2 separate regions of the Homo sapiens genome follow, and region 1 is linked to region 2. A link is an interaction called in ENCODE POLR2A ChIA-PET data of the cell type or tissue named here. Cell type or tissue: HepG2. All regions are shown on one strand. Each heading gives the region's core, and the rest is flanking DNA. Links, peaks and the distances in the headings are about the cores only. Region 1 has its middle 5.3 kb from the start of MIR192. Region 2 overlaps ARL2-SNX15 (ARL2-SNX15 readthrough (NMD candidate)).

Region 1 (2,921 bases), core at 308-2,807, 140 kb before region 2:
TCATTAAGCAGAATTTCAGGATGTCTGCAAGATCCCCCACCCCTGGTGTACATATCCAGTGTAATGCTGGGAATGCGGATCTGGTGACTTACTCCATGACATGCGGTGTTAGATGGTGCAGTCCACTGTACAAAGGGAGATAATCCCAGTGGGCCCCCCAGCTCACTGAGCCCTCTGAAAGCAGAGCTGGCTGGACAGTGGCTTACACCTGTGATCCCAGCACTTTAGGAGACTGAGGGGGTGGGTCACTTGAGCCCAGGAGTTCAAGACTAGCCTGGGTAACATGGCAAAATCCCATCTCTACCCAAAATACAAAATATTAGCTGGGTGTGGTGGCATGCACCTGTAGTCCCGGCTACTCAGGAGGCTGAGGTGGGAGGATCACCTGAGCCAGGGAGGTTGAGGCTGCTTCGAGCCATGATTGTGCTACTGCACTCCAGCCTGGGGGACACCATGTGGAAAGGAATGTGGGTGACCTCTAGGAGCTGAGAGGGGCCCCAGCAGACCACCAGCAAGGAAACGGGGACCTCAGTCCTATGGATGCAAGGAACCGGATTCTGCCAACAAGAATGAGCTTGGAGACAGATTCCTTCCCCTGCCTCCCGGTGATAGGGCAGCCTGGCTGCCACCTTCCTTCAGCATCTGACACTCTGAGAACAGAACTCAGTCATGCTGGGCCCAGACTTCCAACCTACAGAACCAGGAGCTCATAAATGGGGGCGGTTCTAAACCACAAAGTTTGTGGCACTTTGTTGTGTAGCAGTAGAAGGTAGCTACTGCAATAGATTTGTCTTTTTGTCGATCCACGAGTCCCTTCACAGGCAACACCTGGCAGCCACTAGACATGGGACCAGAGAAGAAAATGGAAGGACCCAAAAGTGACCATGGAGTACCAATCACTGGGATAGATTTCAGAAGGGAATACAGCATCACCTGGCTACACACACACACATACACACACACACCCCACACAGTGATTCTCAGCTGGGTGTGATTTTGCTCCCCCGGGGACATTCTTGGTATGATTATTTTGGGGATTGTTGCTGGCATCTACTAGGCAGAGGACAAGGCTGCTGCTGACCATCCTACAACACACAGGGCACTCCCACAGCAGAGAATTACCCTGCCCGAAATGCCAATAGGGCAGAAGCTGAGGCATCCTGATGAGCGCGCGCACGCCACACGCACGTGGCTGGCCATTATTGAGAAGCAGTATAGCATAAAGGCCAAGTGCATGGGCTTTGGAGCAGACTGTTCAGGATCAAATCCTACAGACCATATGATCTTTAGCAAGGCACTCAAGAGATAACAAAAGCACCCGCCTCCTAGGATGACATGAGTTCATGTGCACAGAGTGCGTAGAACAAGTGAGTCAGCTTACTCAGTGATTACAGGAAGTGTCTACGGGGTTATCCCTGCATCGTAGGAACTGGGGCAATTTTTATTTACTTTTCTATGTTGTCCAAATGTATATAATGGATGTACTTGACTTGTTTAATTGGGGGGAAATGGAGAGAAAAAGATGAGAAACACTCTACAAAACAACTGATCTAGACTCTTCAAAAATATCAAGGTCTTGAAAAACAAAGAAAGGCTGAGGATGGTTCTGGATTAAAGAAGACTGAGGAGAGCTGACACCAGATGTGAAGCGTGGTCCTGGCAGACTGGGACAATCAGAGACATTTGAAAGTGGACTGTACGTTAGATAATAGCATTGCATCACTGTCATCAGGCCTGAATTTGGTACTTGTCTTGTGGTTGCGTAAGAAATGTCATTTTTCTTAGGAGATACATGTTGAAATATTTAAGGGTAAAGGGCTAGGACTTATGTAACTTACTCTCCCGTGGTTCAGAAAATATGTGTGTGTGTATGTGTGTATGTGGGTGCCAGACAGAGAGAGAGAGAGAAAAGGGAGCAAATATTATTGCAGGCCGGGTATGGTGGCTCATGCCTGTAATCCCAGCACTTTGGGAGGCCGAGGCGGGCAGATCACCTGAGGTCGGGAGTTCGAGAACACCCTGACCAACATGGAGAAACCCCGTCTCTACTAAAAATACAAAAATTAGCCAGGTGTGGTGGCGCATGCCTGTAATCCCAGCTACTCGGGAGGCTGAGGCAGGAGAATTGCTTGAACCTGGGAGGCGGAGGTTGCAGTGAGCGCTATTGCACTCCAGCCTGGGCAATAAGAGAGAAACTCCGTCTCAAAAAATATATATATATGTGTATATATATATATATAAATATGTATATATATGTATATATATATATAAATATGTGTATATATATGTATATATATATAAATATGTGTATATATATATATGTATATATATATAAATATGTGTATATATATGTATATATATAAATATGTGTATATATATGTATATATATAAATATGTGTATATATATGTATATATATAAATATGTGTATATATATATAATTGCAAAGTGTTAACTGTCAATGAATCAAAATAAACAGTATATGGATGTTGTTCGTACTTTTCTTGCAACTTTTCTGAAGCTGTCATCATTGTCAAAAAGAAAAACAGAAAGACAGCCGGGCACGGTGGCTCACGCCTGTAATCTCAGAACTTTGAGAGGCCGAGGTGGGCAGATCCCCTGGGATTAGGAGCTCAAGACCAGCCTGGCCAACATGGTGAAACCCCATCTCTACTAAAATACAAAAATTAGCTGGGCATGGTGGTGGGTGCCTGTAATCCCCGCTACTCGGGAGGCTGAGGCGGGAGAATCGTTTGAACCCGGGAGGCAGAGCTTGCAGTGAGCTGAGATCAAGCCACTGCATTCCTGGGCAACAGAATGAGACTCCGTCTCAAAAAAAAAAAGAAAAACAAAATCAAAAAAAGGCCTGTACCCAGCTGTCCTTTATTAGGCACACCATGTGGCCTGGTCCAGTGTTAGGTCC
Region 2 (2,921 bases), core at 297-2,796:
CAAGGACCCACACTGGGACCGGTCTCTTAGTTTCTTCAGTTTTTATTGATTATTACTTTCACTATCTCAGCAAGAAGAATGTGGTAGGAGAGCAGGGTGATAATAGGGAGAAGGTCAGCAAAAAAACGTGAGCAAAAGAATCTGTGTCATAATTAAGTTCAAGGGGAGGTACTATGCCTGGATGTGCACGTAGGCCAGATTTATGTTTCTCTCTGCCCAAACATCTCAGTGGAATAAAGAATAACAAGGCAGCATTGCTGCCAACATGTCTTGCCTCCCACCATAGGGCGGTTTTTCTCCTATCTCAGAATTGAACAAATGTACAATCTGGTTTTATACCGAGACATTCAGTTCCCAGGTGCAGGCAGGAGATAGTGGCCTTCCTCTATCTCAAGTGCAAGAGGCTTTCCTCTTTTACTAACCCACGTCAGCACAGACCCTTTATGGGTATCGGGCTGGGGGACGGTCAGGTCTTTCTCATCCCACGAGGCCATATTTCAGACTCTCACATGGGGAGAAACCTTGGACAATATCCGGCTTTCCAGGACAGAGGTCCCTGCAGCTTTCCACAGTGCATTGTGCCCCTGGTTTATTGAGACTAGAGAATGGCGATGACTTTTACCAAGCATACTGCCTGTAAACATTTTGTTAACAAGGCACGTCCTGCACAGCCCTAGACCTTAAACCTTGATTCCAAGGCCGGGCGTGGTGGCTCACGCCTGTAATCTCAGCACTTTGGGAGGCCGAGGCAGGCGAATCATGAGGTCAGGAGATTGAGACCATCCTGGCTAACACGGTGAAACCCCGTCTCTACTAAAAATACAAAAAATTAGCCAGGTGTGGTGGTGGGCGCCTATAGTCCCAGCTACTCGGGAGGCTGAGGCAGGAGAATGGCATGAACCCAGGAGGCGGAGCTTGCAGTGAGCCGAGATGGCGCCACTGCACTCCAGCCTGGGCGACAGAGCGAGACTCCATCTCAAAAAAAAAAAAAAAAAACACCTTCATTCCATACAACACATGTTTTTGTGAGCTCAAGGTTGGGGCAAAGGGGTTGGGGCAAAGTGGCTGGGGCAAAGTTACAGATTAACAGCATCTCAGGGCAAAGCAATTGTTCAGGGTACAGGTCAAGATGAAATTTCTTCTATCTTCCCTTTCTACATAGATACAGTAACAGTCTGATCTCTCTTTTCCCTACACTGTTCTAAGTACTACCCATTCCATTCAGCAATACAGTTAGGGACAGCCCTATGCAGTGCCGCCTATCAGGATCCTCTCTTATATGGGACACTAAGGGGTGGCACTGGCGTGGCACTGTACAGAGAGCTCAGGTGCCCCGGGGAACAGATAAGCTCTCCCAGGGGCCGGGGAGGCTTCCTGGATGGGCTGACCCTTGAGCAGGGAGGGAAGGGTCTGCGGTCACTGGCCACCACCAGCACCTTTGTTCTCCCAAGCCCTGCATCTGGACTCTCTGCAGCCACCACTGGTACGTCAAGGGCTGCAGCCCCACTGCTGGGGAGAACCCACTGCCTGGCATTGACTGGCTCCTGGATGACATTTCCTCCAGAAGGTTAAGTGCAATCTCTGCCTGCCGGGTTCAAGCAACTCTCCTGCCCCATTCTCCCGAGTAGCTGGGATTATAGGCACCCGACACCACACCTGGCTAATTTTTGTATTTTTAGTAGAGATGGGGTTTCATCATGTTGGCCAGGCTGGTCTTGAACTCCTGATATCAAGTAATCCGCCCGACTTGGCCTCCCAAAGTGCTGGGATTACAGGCATGAGCCACTGCACCTGGCCCCCAGCTAATTTTTAAATTTCTCATGAAATCAGAGGCAGCCTGTTGCCCAGGCTGGTCTTGAACTCCTGGCCTCAAGTGATCCTCCCGCCTTGGCTTCCCAAAGTGCTGGGATTACAGGCATGAGCCCCATGCCAGGCTTTGCTTCTTTCTGAAGACCAAGGCACCGCACCTGTACACCTGAATTCCAGGAACAAGAGTGGCTATTCACAATGCTTCCTCTGCAGTAAATACTATGTGTTGTATGTAAGCCTACCAACTTCATGCTGCATTTCAACAGATTTTTGCTTCAATTCTAACACTGACTGGAGCAAAGGTCTCAAAACCCATGCCAGGTTTGGGAACACCAGTCTCCACGTGGCCCACACTGACAGTACCAATACCACCAATTTTGTGGACGTCTGGAGGGGCAGAACCAAGAGCTTGTGAGTTGGTGGTAGGATGTGATCTAGAGCTTCCGAGCAGCGTGGTTCCACAGCATCGCCATCTTTACAGGTGACTTTCCATCCCTTGAGCCAAGGCATGTGAGCTCTTGGCTCCCGCCTGTTGTGACCACTCCAACCAGATATTGGCACAAATACTACTATGTCAGAGTTGTAGCCAATTTCTTAATGTAGGTGCTGATTTCCTTAATGATTTCTCCCATCTCTCCTTTTTTTTTTTTTTTTTTTTTTGAGACGGAGTCTCACTCTGTCCTCTGTCTCCCAGGCTGGAGTGCAGTGGCACGATCTCAGCTCACTGCAACCTCTGCCTCCTGGTTTCAGGCAATTCTCTGCCTCAGCCTCCCAAGTAGCTGGGATTACAGGCACCCGCCACCATGCCCAGCTAATTTTTGTATTTTTAGTAGAGACGGGGTTTCACCATCTTGGTCAGGCTGGTCTTGAACTCCTGACTTCCTAATCCACCCACCTCTGCCTCCCAAACTGCTGGGATTACAGGCGTGAGCCACCACGCCCGGCCCCCATCTCTCCTCTTTAGGGTGGCTCATTGGGATCCATTTTGTTAACACCAACAATTAGTTTCACACCCAGCGTGTAAGACAGAAGGGTGTGCTCACGCGTCTGCCCATTCTTGGAATTACCAGCTTCAAATTCATCAACACCAGCAGCAACAATCAGGACAGCAC

The links. ChIA-PET counts read pairs that join two places held together with the same protein. Peaks named below come from ENCODE experiments on the same cell type or tissue, not always from the same donor. Only the 100,000 strongest peaks of a DNase experiment are listed, where the experiment ranks them.
Region 1: POLR2A ChIA-PET joins it to region 2 with 8 read pairs; 11 of 35 experiments call an interaction of 5 or more read pairs at or near these places.

What each region holds. Positions count from the first base shown.
Region 1 is chr11:64,884,451-64,887,371 of GRCh38, forward strand. No RefSeq gene overlaps it. Among named protein-coding and RNA genes, the nearest start is that of MIR192, 5.3 kb to the right of the region's middle. In HepG2, for the core only: no CTCF peak of the experiment used is centred there; DNase peaks (open chromatin) are centred at 1,331 and 1,759.
Region 2 is chr11:65,023,333-65,026,253 of GRCh38, forward strand. All of the region lies in intron 3 of ARL2-SNX15 (ARL2-SNX15 readthrough (NMD candidate)), which reads left to right. It also overlaps the pseudogene EEF1A1P18. Among named protein-coding and RNA genes, the nearest start is that of SNX15, 2.6 kb to the right of the region's middle. In HepG2, for the core only: no CTCF peak of the experiment used is centred there; a DNase peak (open chromatin) is centred at 1,249; H3K4me3 peaks cover 420 bases.